2 separate regions of the Homo sapiens genome follow, and region 1 is linked to region 2. The links are chromatin loops, found by intact Hi-C in ENCODE. Cell type or tissue: Calu3. All regions are shown on one strand. Links, peaks and the distances in the headings refer to the core of each region. The heading gives the core; the rest is flanking DNA.

Region 1 (7,982 bases), core at 1,978-4,477, 120 kb after region 2:
TTTAAAAATAAATTCTGGGCCGGGCGCGATGGCTCACGCCTGTAATCCCAGCACTTTGGGAGGCCGAGGCGGGCGGATCACGAGGTCAGGAGATCGAGACCATCCTGGCTAACACAGTGAAACCCCATCTCCACTAAAAATACAAAAAATTAGCCGGGCATGGTGGCAGGCGCCTGTAGTCCCAGCTCCTTGGGAGGCTGAGGCAGGAGAATGGCATGAACCCGGGAGGCGGAGCTTGCAGTGAGCCGAGATCGTGCCACTGCACTCCAGCCTGGGTGACAGAGCGAGACTCTGTCTCAAATAAATAAATAAATTCTGAAGTTTGAAAATAAAAGCAGATCATTTTCTTTGGGTAAAGAACGACAGTTTCTAAGATATTGAAATTTAAACTTTGGAATCATAGTTTTAAAGAGCAGAGAATCAAACAAAATATGAGTGAAAGAAAAGTGCTTTGAAATGTAAATTATATTCCAATATTAATTTGCTAGTATCACTCACTTATTTACTTGTCAGAATAACTTTTCCAAGGAGGAGACTTTCATGTCGGATTGTGACTTACAACAATGTCCAGTTTGATGTATTGGTGGAATCAATATGACAGAATCAGCAAAGGTAAAGTCCATGATTTAATCATGCCACAGCTTGGTGAGTAAATTCACTCACCTGTGACATGCATAATTTACAACTGCAAGTTTAATAACTGTAGTTCTCCGCATCAAGCACTTTAACAACAATTTCTAACAGCAAGCAATTTCTATGATATTCCTACACAGCCTGGAGTTTACTAACCAGCTCTCCTTTGAAAATAAGTATTCATGCAAACACCAAAATCCTGCGGGAAATTTCCCCACCCCTTTTGTTAAACAGACTCAGAAACTTTGATGGCAACACAGAGAACACGTACATATTTAATTTAAATGTTATAGTTTATATTTATAAATATTCTCTCACCTCTCTTATTTTCCTAAACCAGGGGATGTTGTTAACCAAAGGCTTCACATTCTCGAAAGCATTTGTGAATGTCCTGAGGTGCTTCTCTTTGAGTTGTGTTGAAACTTACGGCCTAGGTTTATACAACTTCTAGACGAAGGCTCAATTACGATATTCGAGGCAGGTAAGTCTTATCCCCTATACAATCTTATGATGCTGGTGTCCAAGCCATTGGAATAGCTTGGTGTGATGAGCCTGACCTGCCTGAGAGCCATTGAATCTACGACTGTGCCTCATAGACATTCACTTCCCTGGTTGCTCAACTGCTGTCTCCCCTTCCTTCCCCTCAATCTTCTCACATCTTGCTTTGTTTTGTCTTCCTTATCTCTACCCCACATTATATATGGCAGTATGCGAAAGCAGTGGACTCCAAACTCTCAGAGTCCTGGCTTAGTCAATGACTCTCTGGGTGGCCTCGAGGACCTTTTGTTTGGGTCTCATTATTTGCTGTAGCTCCGGTCTATAAAGTCACTGTGAACACTGAACTCGTGCATACTGAACCATTGCTCCTAAGGAAAACACAAAGTTAGGTTCCTGTGAGCCTCTGGTTACAACACTTTCCTCAATACACAACCTTGTTTTGTGTGTGTTTCCGTGTAAAGACACCTCACTTAGTATAGATTATTGATTCATTAACGTTGAACTCACAGCCAGCAGAGTTACAATGAATGCCTGAGCAGGGTTTACCTAACACATGTGTTTTTTTCCCAAGACATGTAACAGCCTTCTTGTGCTATGAATATGGAAAGTTCTTCAGCACTACCCTTGGGGGCCATTTTAAAGAGCAAAATCACCAACTAAAAGGACGAAAATGTTAAAAACAGGGCACTCGATAGACTGAAAAGGACACTTGTTTCCCGTAGGAGAGCTGAAACAAGAAGACAGTGTTGCCTTAGCTGACCTTAGTTGGAAAATGTGCACGGGAAGATTCAAATTGATCACTGCCCTGTCCATGTCTACTGGTGATCACAAGAGTGCCGAGTGTTCACTTTAGGATCACACATAAATGTTAGCAAGTAAGGCCGACTCACAAATACAGAATTGGCAAATAATGAGGATCTACAGCTATATTTTGTTTCTCCTCTTTGGCCTCAGCCTTCTTATTTGCAAAATATATTAGAAGAGGAGAGACCAGGGTCCCCTAAACCATGTTCCAGGGACCCTGGAGATGCGCTCCCAGGAGCTGGGACACCCACTCCTTCCTTTCTTCGCATGGCAGCCCCTCCTTCTGTTGCAGAGCTGCTTTCTCCCACTTGAGGTGTGTGTTGCTGCTGAACATGGATCTGCTGCACACGTCACCAGCCAGAGGTGGGCATTTGATCAACTGGAGCCAATCTGTGAATCTTGTCTCCCTCTCCCACCTTGACACTAGCCCAAGGGGGCAGAAACGGCTGCAGAGGAGCCAAGAGGGACCCTGGGAAGGAAAGCCACTGTTGTTTTGTCTGGATGGTAGTGCAAGGACACTGTGAGCCTCGCACTGCTGTCTCCTGCCTGGGAATGACGCCATCATGGAGGAAAACAGAGCCAAGACATGGGGTGAGGGAGGAGAAGAGAGGAAGCAATGCAGGTTCATAATAGGGTCAGTTAACTCTTCAGTCTACTCAATGAATACCTTTAAAAGAATATGCGGGGCTGGGTGCAGTGGCTCAAAGCTGTAATCCCAGCACTTTGGGAGGCCAAGGTGGGAAGATTGCTTGAGCCCGGGAGTTAGAGACCAGTTTGAACAACATGGTGAAACCCTGTCTCTACAAAAATTACAAAAATTAGCTGGGCATGTGTGCCTAGAGTCCTAGCTACTCGGGAGGCTGGGGTGGGAGGATCCCCTGAGCCCGGGAGGTCAACGATACAGAGAGCTATGATTGCGCCACTGCACTCCAGCCCGGGCAACAGAACAAGACATTGTCTCAAAAAAAAAAAAAAAAAAAAAAAAAAGAATATTCCATTACTTTGAGATGGATTTCTACCACGTGGGGAAAGCAAAACACCCTATTTGCTCACAAAGGCTGGACAAGTTGGAACCCATGTAGATGATCTTTATGATTTCTCTTTATATTTTTACATTTCGCCTTTTTTCTCCCCATAGTCCTCCTCTCCTTTACCCGCTAACATGGGATTGCAATTGATTGTTCTTTACTTTTTAAACAGCCACACACAGCATCTATTTACCCAAGTGATTAAAAAAGAAAAACAATTCCATGGCTCTGCAGTGCAGTCAGGGAGGGCTCAGGAAAGGAGCAGGCGCCGCGTGGTGGGACAGCGTGATTCCAGCGCCTCGGCATGTCTCAAGGAACAGACGACTGTTGTTCGCCCTGGCTCGCTCTGACTCATCCTTCCTGTAACTCTCGCTCTTTTGATTCCCGCGTGGCATCCTCTGGGCTGTCTTTCTGATACAGAAGCCGCCGGATCTGGCACAGAGCTCAGCAGCTACTGTTCCCATAGACTCCCCTGGAGCTGTCATAAGACATGATTTATCGAGTGGAGAGCCGTCCCTCTCAAATCACTCCAGCATTTCTAAGCCAAAGACTTTTCCCCATCCACCAGGGCTGTGTGACATCATCTTTTTGACCTTCGGACCCGGAAGATCTGTGCTCATCCTCAGAAGATAGGCGTACTGGGTCTAACATTTACTTTCTCCTTTCTATTCTCTGACCTGCTTTTCACCAACGTAGAACAGGGGCTACCATCTGCTGAGCCTGTACTGTGTGTGTGTGGCAAGTTAGATATGTCAATTCAGTAAATTATCACGAACCACATAAAATGTAGGTATGTTTTTCAAGGTTTATAGATTAAGGTACTGAAACTCAGAGAGGTCAGGTGACTTGCCCAGGGTCACACAGCTAAAGATGACAGAGCTAGAATTGGAACCCAGTCCTGTCTGACTCCAAAGCACACAGGTTATCACTACTCCACAGGTGCCCTCTGCTGTGGACCACAGGGAGAACAATTGCTCCTTTGCTTTGAAGAAAGAGGAAGGAAAATTATTGTAGGTTTGCAAAGAGTTCATCTACATTTTTCCCCTCAAAGAGGGAGATTCCTTAACCCAAATCGTCCTCACTGTCACCCTGGCTCAGCTACTTGGCTTCCAGAGACACCAAAGTTAAGTGTGCACATTCTCAAATAGGTCTCCTGTTTTTATTTTGTGCAGCAGGCAGGGAGGGGAACTCTTGGCAAGGAGCCCTTCTTTGACAGTAGCCTGGGCAGAGAGAAGATCAAGGAGGGACGCGTGGGTATTAGAGTGGCAGGAACAAAGTCCACACCTGTGCCGCCCAACACAGCAGCCACTCACCCCGTAGGGCCGCTGGGCACTGGGAAGGGGGCACGTTCAAGCCAAGCTGTGTTGCCAGGGTAACGCACCCACCAGGTTCCAGAGATTGTGTATGAAAAAGAGAATGTAAAATATCTCCTCGATAAATTCTTTATATTGATTTTATGTTGAAATGATATGTTGAATATATCAAGCTAAATAAAAATAGCATTAAAATTAATTCCACCTGCACAGCAGGAGGTGCGTGGCGGGTCATCGAGCATGACCACCTGAGCTCCGCCTCCTGTCAGATCAGCAGCGCCATTAGTTTCTCACAGGAGCGCGAACCCTGTTGTGAACAGCACATATGAGGGATCTAGGTTGCATGCTCCTTAGGGGAATCTAAATAATGCCTGATGATCTGAGGTGGAACAGTTTCATCCCAAAACCATCCTTGTCCCCCTACCATCCATGGAAAAACTGTCTTCCATGAAACCGGTCTCTGGTTTCATGTAACCCTCTTACAGGATTACAAGCTGTGGGAAGGGAAAAATTCAGAAGAAAGAACCCTCAGGATAGAATAGTGTGCTTTTTATGAAATCCTTAACTATCCAGATGGGTACTAAATTTATAATACTCGTAACGCTGCTGTGATGAAGAATCTGTAGCAAGCTAGAAGGAAATATATGATTAACGTCAGAACCTAATTAAGGCTGTAAAATAATTGAATCAATGGCGTGGCCTGGAAGCCTGTGCTGGTATTCTCCAGCAGCCCCTGCAGGTCCAGCCTCCCTGTCTTCACCCTGAGTCTGCTTCAGCAGACAGCGTGGGCTTGGCCAGCTGGAGGCCCTGGCAGGAGATCAAAGGGCAGGAAGGGAGAGGGGCCAGCATGTCAACTCGCTTGGCCCTGCGTTGCTGGGCCAGGGGTTGGTATGGCTGCCTCCCCTCCCCATCCACTGTCAGATGGCCACTCCTAGAGCCACAGCTGGCTCTCCAAACCAATTCCTTCCATTCAGCCCAGGGAGCTTCATCACACCTTGCTGCCTTCCCTGAATCAGGCCCACTGTTCTCTCATTACTGATCTCAAAAAGTTGAGCGAGCCAGCCAGTCCCAGCCTATCCCCAGCATCACCCGCAGTGGACCCGAAGCCTAAGGTGAAAGTACACATTTTGCTGGTGAGGTAAGTTCAACCATGTCCCAAACAAACCAGAGAAAAAGCAAAGGCAAACCAAGAGCCCAGCAAGCATGGACTTCGGAGCAACCAGAGAGAGCCCCGTGCAGAGCCCAGGAGGGTGAGTGTGGGAAGAAGAAGGGCGGGTGCTTCTCGGCCTAGCACACCTGGGTCTCAGCTGCACCAGCTCTGGCCATCTGTGGGACCGTTTGCATGTGACCCACCTGCCCAGGCCTCATTTTCCTCATTTGTAGGATGGACAATGTCACCTGACACTGTTGGGAGAAGTGGCCCACGCATACCTGGCCCAGAGCAGAGAGATTGCTGAGGTCCACTTTACGGCTCATTGATGCCAATGGGCAGATAAGATAACCCTGGGGAACATTAGCCCTAGTGCTCCTTGGAGCCCAATCCTAGGAGTCAGGAGAAGCAGGTGGGAACATCAGCCCTGGCGCTCCTTGGTGCCCAATCCTAGGAGTCAGAAGAAGCAGGTGGGACCTGCTCCCTCCACCTCAGCTGGCCTCCCTCCCCACCCGGCACTAGAGCAGGGGCGAGCCATTGGGTATCCTCCCTTGCGCTCCCCAACCATCTCCTGGGGTGAGCTCAGGGAGCCTGCAGCTACTGGGACAGGGGCCCACTGGCACCTTGCTGGCCCCTACTGCCAGGCAGGGTACCATCAGCCAGCTCGCTCCTCCCAGGGAACTGCCTCTTCTCCAGCAGCCTGGAGTCCCCCACTTCCCAGCCCCATCGTCCTCATCCCAAGCCTGATCCCATTGTGTCCTGTGACTCCTTGTCCCTTGTTGGGCACCTGCATCTGTCCTCCCTCCTCAGCCTCCCATGCCCTCTGCATCCTGCACTCCTGCTGAACGAATGACCCAGGCCTCCACTTCCCATCAGAACATCCTCTGCAACACGTCCCTTACCGGCAGGCGTCACTCCCTGAGCTCACCATTTCCCTGCAGCCATGCTACGTGGCTGCTGCTTAATGTCTCAGAGGCCCCTTCTCTGAGACAGGGTTGAGACCTGGGGTTTGCACCCCCTCTGCCTTGACGCATCCAGCCCAGTATTCCTCCCACTTGCTCATGGCCAGATGAGGAAGGGAAGTGGCACCACTGGGCATTTGATTGAAAGCAGCAAAGACTCCATGACTCCCTTCCCACACTGCTGCCATTGGCTTGGTGGACTTTGACTGCAACCCTGCCAACAACCCCCGTTCTCCTGGCTTCCCTGAGCCTCTCACCTCTGATGACCTTCCCCACCTCATCTTTCACTCTCAACAGATGACCTCAACTCCTACTTTACAGAGAAGACAGAAACTAGGAGCTGGGACCTCCTTCACCTTCCTACTGCAAACCCACAGACCCCCCTGCATCTCCCCTCTGCTGCTTCCCCTTCCTTCCTTGTCACAGTGGAGGAGGCATCTGTGCTCTGGGATTGGCCTTCCCACCAGCCCTCCACCTTCCTGAGCTCACGCACCCAGTCTCCTCTCTCCTGTGTCTCCAGCCTTTCTCACTGCACTCTTTGCTCCATTGCTTTCATCAGCCTATTCTGCTCAAATTTCTCTGATCTTGAAACAAAGTTGGCCGTGGACCCAGTTCCTGCTCCAGCCCCAGCTATATTTCCTGTGTCTTCCCTTCCAACCTCTCCTGCCACAGCCAAGGCCTCTCCCCTCCATGAACTCTCCTCTCATAGTCCCCCAAATTCACCAAGTTTTCCAGCTCACGCCTTTCACATTTGCTCTTCCCTCTGCCTGAAATGCCCTCCCTGCTCCTCCTGTAGCTAGTGCCCTCCTTGACCTGTTCTCCCATGAATGCCTCCACCTCCTCCCAGCCCAGGCCAGGGTTCCCTGTGTCTCTCATCAAAACAGCATGGAGCCTGAATGTTCTGCTCTGCTGGACCCAAGTCCCCCAGCCTCCCAGGCCTCATCTGTCCCTTTAATATCCCAAGTGGCTCAAGCCTAGCCCATCCCATAGGAAGCTGTGGAGGGTCACCTGACTGTAGGGTATTGCCGGAGGCCCTCGCATGTCCTAAGCCCTCCAGGCTGCTCTCTGCTGTGGTCTCACTGCTGGGCATCACCTGAGATTCAGACACCTTCTCCCACCAGCCTGCCTCCAGCCCCCTGAAGCAACAGGAGGCTCAGAGCTGTTGAAGACAGATGAGAAACTCTTCAAATTGGACAACAGATCCCAGCATTCCAAAATGCCTTCCTTCCTCACTAAAGGAAATTCCTCATGCCCACGTCCATCTCTGCTTTGAGGACGCCTCCTTCCCCATCCCTCCTCTCCTCCCATCCTGGAGTCACCCCTCCTGCCTGCAAACTCCGATCTCCCCAAATGCAGGTGATTTTCACCCTTCCTTGTTCAAAGACAGGCACCTTCTGAGGTACTGGAAGATAGCATTTCAACATGTGAATTTCGGGGGATGCAATTCAGCCTAGAGCAGATATCCTCTCTTTCTCCACTGTGGCTTCAAGTACCAGTTGTGCCACTTTCTAATTGTTCATCCCTGGGCAAATATTTTAACCTCCCCTGAACCTTGAATCTCACATCTTTCAGATGCAGGTAATGACAGCCACCT
Region 2 (7,982 bases), core at 2,681-5,180:
GCCTCTCAGCAGCTTACACACCAGTGTCCACCCCTCCCCAAGTAGCTCCCATGGTTCCAGACCTCCCCTTCTCTCCCCATGCGCCAACCCCGCGTCCCCTTCCCAGCTCTCCCTGAAGACCCCAATCCAACTTCACAGAGCAAAGCAAGATGACAGAGGATCCTCTCCTTCCATCCTAAGAGGCCTTTGCATCTGGCCAAAAAGCTCAGCCTTCTCCTCTTCACAATTAGGAGTTACCCAGGACATTGCCCATTGCCCGGAGTGGGTAGAGAGGCCTGGGGATGCTGGAATGGGCAGAGCCTGCTGACATCTTACACACAGGGGACTTTGAGAGGTCTCCAGGCCTGGAAATTACTCTGAGCAGCGAAATTCGGGGGAATTAATTAACACTAGGATCAGGAGGAACTGGACGAAGAGCCTAAGTCACCCTTTATAGGGTTTTTTTTTTAAATTTTATTATTATTTTTTTCATTTAGTTGTTCTATTCTCAACATTTCACATGCCCAGAGATTGAAAGGGGGAATTGTTCTGCAAAGTTCATTCTAGACAATGGTGATCCTCTTCACCGCCATTTCCTATTTCCCGGGGCCAGCTGCCTTCACCAACAGCTGCAGATTCTCTTGGTATCTACCTGCAAGTCTGAGATCACACCGCAGCGCTGGATGTAGCAATCCTGGTCCTTATCTAGCGATGCAGCCACAGTGCCTGAGGACATGGCTCTGTTTTACTCCTTTGACTCCACAACGCACCTGAGCTGTGTCCTGCCCTCCACCTCCCGATTAGGTGATATAGTAACTTCAGTGAGATCAACAGTCAGTGCTTACATTCATCTAAACTCGTAAATGCGATGCCCAGCTGTGATGGTTAGTTTTACGTGTCCATGTGGCTAGGCTCTAGTGCCCAGCTATTAATTCAGATGCCAACCTGGGGGTTGCTGTGAAGGTGTTTTGTACAAACGGCTAATGTCTACAATCATTGACTTTAATCAAAGGAGAGGATCCTAAGCCTTGTGGGTGGGCCCCACCCAATCAGTTGAAAGACCTTACGTACAAAACTGAGGTTTCCTTGAGGAGGAAGAAATTCTGCCTCCACATGTCAGTGTCAGCTCTTGGCTGAGAGTTTCCAGCCTGCCAGCTGCCCTACAGATTTTGGACTTGCTAACCCCACAATTACATCAGCCCATTCCTTGAAATAACTCTTTTTATGTTATGTATGCATACATACATATGTGTGTGTATGTATGTGTGCATGTGTATATATATATGTGTGTGTGTGTGTGTGTGTGTGTGTGTGTGTGTGTGTATGGCTAACATGTTCCACAGGTTTGGTTTCTCTGGAGAGCCTTGATTAATATATCAGCTAAGCCTGGAATATATAAGCTTTCTACATCCTTCTGTTTTTCTAGGAGTTAATGATGGTCTTGGTTTTTATTTGCCTAGTTTCCAACGTAGTTAACAGTGATTTATCCCCAAATGTCCCATCCAGTGCTCTCTACATGTAAGTCTCTTTCTGGGGTGCTATGGAAGCCTCTTGCCTTGCAGGAAAGTCTGGGCCCTGCAGGGTTGGCCTCCCAGGACCCTGGAGGATTCGCTGGGTCTCACTGCCTTGTGGGACCACCCTCCGCACTCCTGGATTCCTGGATTCTGTGCCCTCTCTTGCCTGCTTTATTCCCTCAATTCAGTGAAGCACATCTTCATTGGTGTTCAGAGGCAATTGGAAATGTATTTCTCTCTCTTCAGACTGAGGGCTATAGAATTCTAGGCTGGAAATCACCTTTCCTCAGAGTCTCGAAGACACTGTTTTATTGTCCCAGCATTGCTCTTGCCAAGTCCAAAGTGCACACTGATTCTGGATCCTTTGTCTGACGCTATCCCCGCCCTTTCTGAAAGCTGGAAGGTGTTATTTTTGCCCACAGTGTTGGGAAATTTCAAGGCAACGTGTCCTGGGAAGACTATTTGCATCTGCTGTGCTGTGCACTGGCTGGTCCCTGCCCTTTGGGAACCCACATACTTCAGTTCTGGACTTTCCTTCTGCCTTCCTCTGTCTTCTCCTTTTGTTTTTTATTCTTGTTTTTTTTTTTAAATTGACACATAGTAATTGCACATATGTATGGGGTACATGTGATATTTTGATACATGCCTACAATGTGTAATGATCAAATCAAGTTAGCTGGAATATCCATTGCCTCAAACATTCATCCTTTCTTTGTGCTGGGACCTTTTCAAATCTTCTTTTCCAGCTACTTTGAAACTTATAATAAGATATTGTTAACTATTGACACCCTCCTGTACTATGGAGTGCTAGAGCTGATTCTTTCTCTCTAACTGCTACCATTTTCTTCTTCTTTTTTTTTTTTAAATTTCAGAAGCCTTGTTATTCCCTTACATTACTTTTTTAAAAGCATTATATTTTTGCTCTTTAGTCCTTGCTGGGATTTTGATAGTTTTTTTTTTTTTTTAAGTTTTTGTCTCCTTGTATGTTCTAAAAAGCCGGTGGGAAGCTCCATATAGGAAGATGGGTCTTGATAAAAGCGCACTTGCTCACGCCTGTAATCCCAGCACTTTGGGAGGCTGGGGAGGGCAGATCACTTGAGGTCAGGAGTTCGAGGCCAGCCTGGCCAACATGGTGAAATCCCGTCTCTACTAAAAGTACAAAAATTAGCCGGGCATGGTGGCGGGTGCCTGTAATCCCAGCTACTTGGGAGGCTGAGGCAGGACAATTGCTTGAACCCAGGAGGTGGAGGTTGCAGTGAGCCCAGATCACACCACTGCACTCTAGCCTGGGTGACAAGGGTGAGACTCCATCTCAAAAAAAAAAAAAGAAGCGCATTTGCTCTAGGTGTTCTGCATGAACTGTTCAATTTGGGGAATTGCTTTCTTATGTTGATTCAGATTCCTGGACTCCAGCAAACTCATTCTTAGAAGCTCAAAGGCTGAGGTTCTGGGAGCCCCCTGGTAGAAGCAGGGTGGATGTCTTTTTTTTCCCCTAGTGCCTTCAGAACAGTGTTTCTGGCCCAGAGGTGCTGTTTCCTCCACACAAGACCCTGTCTGTTCTCCCCTCCGGGAGCTCCTCTAGTCTCTGCTAGGATGGAGGTGAGGTCATCTGGTTGGTGGGCAGGGTAAGGAGATCTGGGAGTCTCTGTACTTTTAATCGACTTTCAACTCTTCCTGCAGTGCTTAGCCCACCCTCATCCCCTTCCAGAGTGCTGGATGCCACCAATCCCTGAGCTTCCTGGCTCTCTAGGGTTCAAATTCAGCTGCTAAGTTAGGATTCTCCTGTTTTTTGGATGGTTCAGTTGCAATTGGTCCTGCCGCTCTTTGGCTTGCAAATCCTTTTTGCTATTGTCTTGTCTTCTCTTCTATTTGCCCTTGGAAATGTATGACTAAAGAATAAAACAAATGACACAAGTGAAAACCTTTGCTGTATTTTAGTGGGGTCTCAGGAGGAAACGGGGTGAATGCGTGTGTGCAGTGCTTTGAAATTTACAGGCAGCTTCCCTCACCTGCCCTCCATGCATTCAGCAGCCACTGTTTCTGAAGCTTAGACCTGGAGGGTGGCTTTCATAAGGACTCTCTTCCTGGCAGGGGAGGTCTCCAGATTGGGAGTCATTCCGGATGTGAGGAATTCTCATTCCACTTTTGGATCCTAACAGCTGGTGACTAGGAGTAAGAGCTGCTTCATGTGATAAGTAATGACCCTGAGGTTCTGAATTGGGGCTGGTAGAGAGCCCCTCGTGAGTCCTGGGAGTGTTTGGGTCTCCTGCAATCTTATCAGCTAATATCCAATGCTTTTGTCGCACCCTTCACTAAGAATGTGCCTCTCCAGGAGTCTAATGGACTCAGTCTCGTCCCTCAAAGTGTGGTTCTTCATATTAATGAAAATTGATCCCTTTCTGACTTCACGATGCTGGGCGCTGTGAGCATTCAAAGCACAGCAGATTAACTTCTACGTGGCTGTGCTCAGGGGTGATCTGGGCTTAGGCTGGCTGGCTCCATCCCTGCTTCCTGGTCCAGCCTGGGAGTGATGGAGTCCCCCAGGGCACTTGCCTCTGTCCCTGGTGTTGCATCTACACTGAGCCTGAAGCGTTCCGTTGAGAGATGGCAAAGGCGGCTCATGAGACGATCTTGTCTGGCCTCGGCTTGACTTCATTGCGATGGATGCAATTACAGCTCCAAGGGGACATGCTGTTTCTTGGAAAATCATTTGTTTTCTTTCAAATCATGGACCTGATGGATCTAGGAGAACTTACTTTCACTGACTGGCTAGCTGATGCTACCTACAACTTGGCTTTTAGTGTTTTCTGTGGTCATCTATGTAGGTAAAGAGAGATGTAAAGAATGAAGCCTGAAGGAAATTAATTTCCTAATTTTTATTTTAAAAGCTATATAGAGTCTTTAAAAGCTCAGTTATGGAAGTATAATTTAAATGGAATAAAATTCACCAACTTTTTAAAATTTTTTTACTGTTTTATTTAATGAATATTAATTTTTTTATAGAAAACATAGAATTTCTAGCAATTAATATTGTAGTAAGAATAGATGTATGAAGTCACAGATAATCTTGCTAAACAAAGATCTTCTCTTGTAGATCCAAAGTCATGAGTAGGCCTAAACTGGCAGTACCTATTGTTCATTTATTGTAGGAGGATTTCCCATTTTATAAACAAACATGTTATTTATGGGAGGAGGTTCAGGGCTTCAGAATGTCTTCAGTGTATATTTCCTGATACTCAAGGGGTGGAATTCCCCTTCTGTCCATCAGGTGACAGCTACTTGCAGCTGAGGGCATTTTGCAGAGGCTTCTCCAGAGTTAAACACATAAAAAGATAATTCCCTGGTAACCAAATATGGCCGCTGTATTAGCCCATTCTCACGCTGCTGTGAAGACATACCTGAGACTGTGTAATTTATGAAGGAAAGAGGTTTAGTTGACTCACAGTTCCACATGGCTGGGGAGGCCTCAGGAAACTTACAATCATGGCAGAAGGGGAAGAAAACATGTCCTTCTTCACATGGCAGCAGCTAGGAGAAGTGCCGAGCAAAGGTGGAAAAAACCCCTTATAAAACCATCAGATCTTGTGAGAACTCACTCACTATCATGAGAATAGCATAAGGGTAACACCCCCATGATTTAATTACCTCCCACCAGGTCCCTCCCACGACTTGTGAGGATTATGGGAACTACAATTCAAAATGAGATTGGGTGGGGACACAGCCAAACCAGATCACTTCCCACCCCAATCTTACCAAACTATAAATTACTTACTGTTATATATGTGTATATATATATAATTTCTTATCTCTTTACTATCTCCCCTCCCCTTCTTTTCAGTTGCTCCTCTCTAGAATCCTACACAAGCTTTTACCCAAATACTACCATTTCAAGGGCCAGCAAAGTCCTTCACTAAAGGACAAAGTCTTCCTTTGCTATTCTACTCTACAGTCATCTAGGCTCTGACCTTTAGCCATTATCAAGCATCTGGCTTTAATCTTTTGGTTGCCTAATACTGCTAATTAGCTTTTCACAAGTTTTGACATCTTCCAATTAGATTATAGGCTCCTTAAAGGCAGATTCCTGCCAGGTGCAGTGGCTCATGCCTGTAATCTTAGCACTTTGGAAGCCCGAGGTGGACAGATAGCTTGAGTCCAGAAGTTTGAGACAAGCCTGGGTAACAAGGCAAAACCCCATCTCTACAAAAAAACAAAGAAACAAAAAACAACAAAAAAATTAGCCGGGCATGGTGGTGCACGCCTGTCATCCCAGCTACTTGGGGGACTGAAGTGGGAGGATTGCTTGGGCCCAGGAAGTGGGGGTTGCAGTGAGCTGAGATCTCACCACTGCATTCTAACCTGACCAACAGAGAAAGATCCTGTCTCAAAAGAGCAAAAAATAAGGCAGATTCCTTTATTCCATTTTTTCTATTTTCCTCATGCACCTACATAGTAGATGCTCTAAATGTCCTGGTTTTGAAAAGTAATATAGTCAATCCCCCGTGACTCAACATATACATTTTAGTGTTCTCTAAAGATTTTTCTAGAACCAATCTATGTTATTTATATAAACATGAATATTCTGCTAGCCCAATAAATCTTTTGAGTGTTTCGTATCAGAACTTATGAGCTGACTGTGTCCCAGCCACAGGACTGCAGCTGTTCATCCTGTGGGATTTTGACCTCAATGTTGTAAACAAAATTTGGATCATTCTTCTGATTTTTCTCAAAAAGTTCATCCATGATGCTCTTCCTTTTGGCAAGCTCCTTGTCATCCAGTGTGTTCAGGTCTTTTCCAGGATCAATGGTTGTTTCCGGTCCAATTTGTCCCATTGTTTCTGCCCAACTCTGCCTCCACAGGTAACCTTGTAAAAAACCGGATAGCTTCTCTAGCTGCCTCGGGAATCCTTGTTACGGGTAACTCTCGTGTCGTAGGTTATTCTTTAGCTGTTCAGCCGCTTGCGTGCAACCTGAAAACTTTGAAAAATTTTGAACTGGCAGAATGCGCGAGCGAATTCTCCCCTTGAATTTCATTCTCGTAGATTAAGATGCTAGCTGGAGGCTAAAATCAGATGCCACACTTCTTGGCAGCGCACATCATTCCCACACACACTTCAGAGGATATCGGAGGAAATCTGATGAAAATGTGTAAGTTGCATAATGACTTCCTGCCTTGGAAAAATACAGAAAGGGCATCTTCTTCTGCAGGCCAACATCTATACTGCTTGGAAGGGGTTGCTCCCACCCAACAGCAATGCAAAGAGGAGCACCTAAGTAGACTTTGAGGCTGGGCAGAGCCTGGTACTGCAGGAAGAGACAACGGCCTCAGTCCTACTGATGTGGCTGGATGAACTCCCTGGAAGTAGAGGTGGGGCCGGCACAGGGCACCATATGCTGGCTCCCATGATGGCATGCATGGCTTCAGAGTCCTGAGGGGCACTGGTTAAGCTGTTTCCACAGCAACACCCAGGGCTCACCAAAATTCACCCATTCTAAGTGTACAGCTCAATGAGTTTTTTGACAGTATACAGTATATAGTCACGCAACCACCACTTTCTATATTCAAGAAATAGAATGTGTCCGTTCTTGGGAAAAGCCCCTTGTGCCTCTTGGTGGTCCTCCCTTCCCCTCTGCTCCCAGGCAACCACCGCTCTGCTTTCTGTCTCCGTAGTTTTGCCTTCCCTAGAGAAGTGAAATCACACAATTAGACACTCTTTCACTTAACAAAGTGTTGCTGTGTATCAGAAGTGTGTTTCTGTTCACCTTTGGGTAATATTCCATTACATGTTGATACCATCATTTGTTTTTCTGCTCCTCAGTTGATAGATATTTGTGTGGTTTCCTATCTTCGGCTATTATAAAGGAAGCTGCTACAAACATTTTGCGTATGACTCTCTGTGTGTTCGTTTGCTTTAATTTCTCTTGGATAAATACCTAGGAATAGACTTGCTAGGTCATGTGTCAGTGTATGTTAAACTTTATAAGCAAGTGCATAACTGTAAAAGTTATATAGATGACACATGGCTACTCACATTTAAATTAAATAAAATAAAAATTTAAAGTCACTTCCTCAGTTGCAATTGCCACAGGTCAGGTGCTTCTCACTAGCCACATGCAAATATGTATGGGATAGCACAGCATGGAATATTTACATCATACAGGAAACTTCCATTGGACAGCACTGGTACAGAATTTAATATATTGGGTTTCAGAACAGAAATACTTGTATTGATTTGGGCAAAGGATATTTTACAAAGCCATGGATAGCCTTTCTCACTATTGTTTATATGAACAATAAGACGCTTGCCAAGTCTAGGCAAAGAGGAAGCATCCCATCTTGTGTTAGCTTTGTGGAAAAAAATATTAGGAGCAGCCCAAGGACCAAAGCATCTGACAGCCTGAAGAAGTGATTGTTCATCCCGTCACAGCTGGCTGTCCATGTGGGGATACCACCCACAGGGACCCAATTTCCTCCAGACCTTGGCAAACTCC

Evidence for each region. Hi-C counts contacts between places; a loop is a spot of excess contacts. Peaks named below come from ENCODE experiments on the same cell type or tissue, not always from the same donor. Only the 100,000 strongest peaks of a DNase experiment are listed, where the experiment ranks them.
Region 1: it touches region 2 in a loop (2.9-fold over the local background); 12 of 110 quality-filtered maps call a loop at or near these places.

Annotation. Positions count from the first base shown.
Region 1 is chr2:235,260,463-235,268,444 of GRCh38, forward strand. No RefSeq gene overlaps it. Among named protein-coding and RNA genes, the nearest start is that of AGAP1, 230 kb to the right of the region's middle. RefSeq lists enhancers at 3,163-3,457, 3,183-3,477. In Calu3, for the core only: no CTCF peak of the experiment used is centred there; a DNase peak (open chromatin) is centred at 3,289.
Region 2 is chr2:235,140,910-235,148,891 of GRCh38, forward strand. It overlaps the pseudogene CEP19P1. Among named protein-coding and RNA genes, the nearest start is that of SH3BP4, 190 kb to the left of the region's middle. In Calu3, for the core only: no CTCF peak of the experiment used is centred there; no DNase peak of the experiment used is centred there.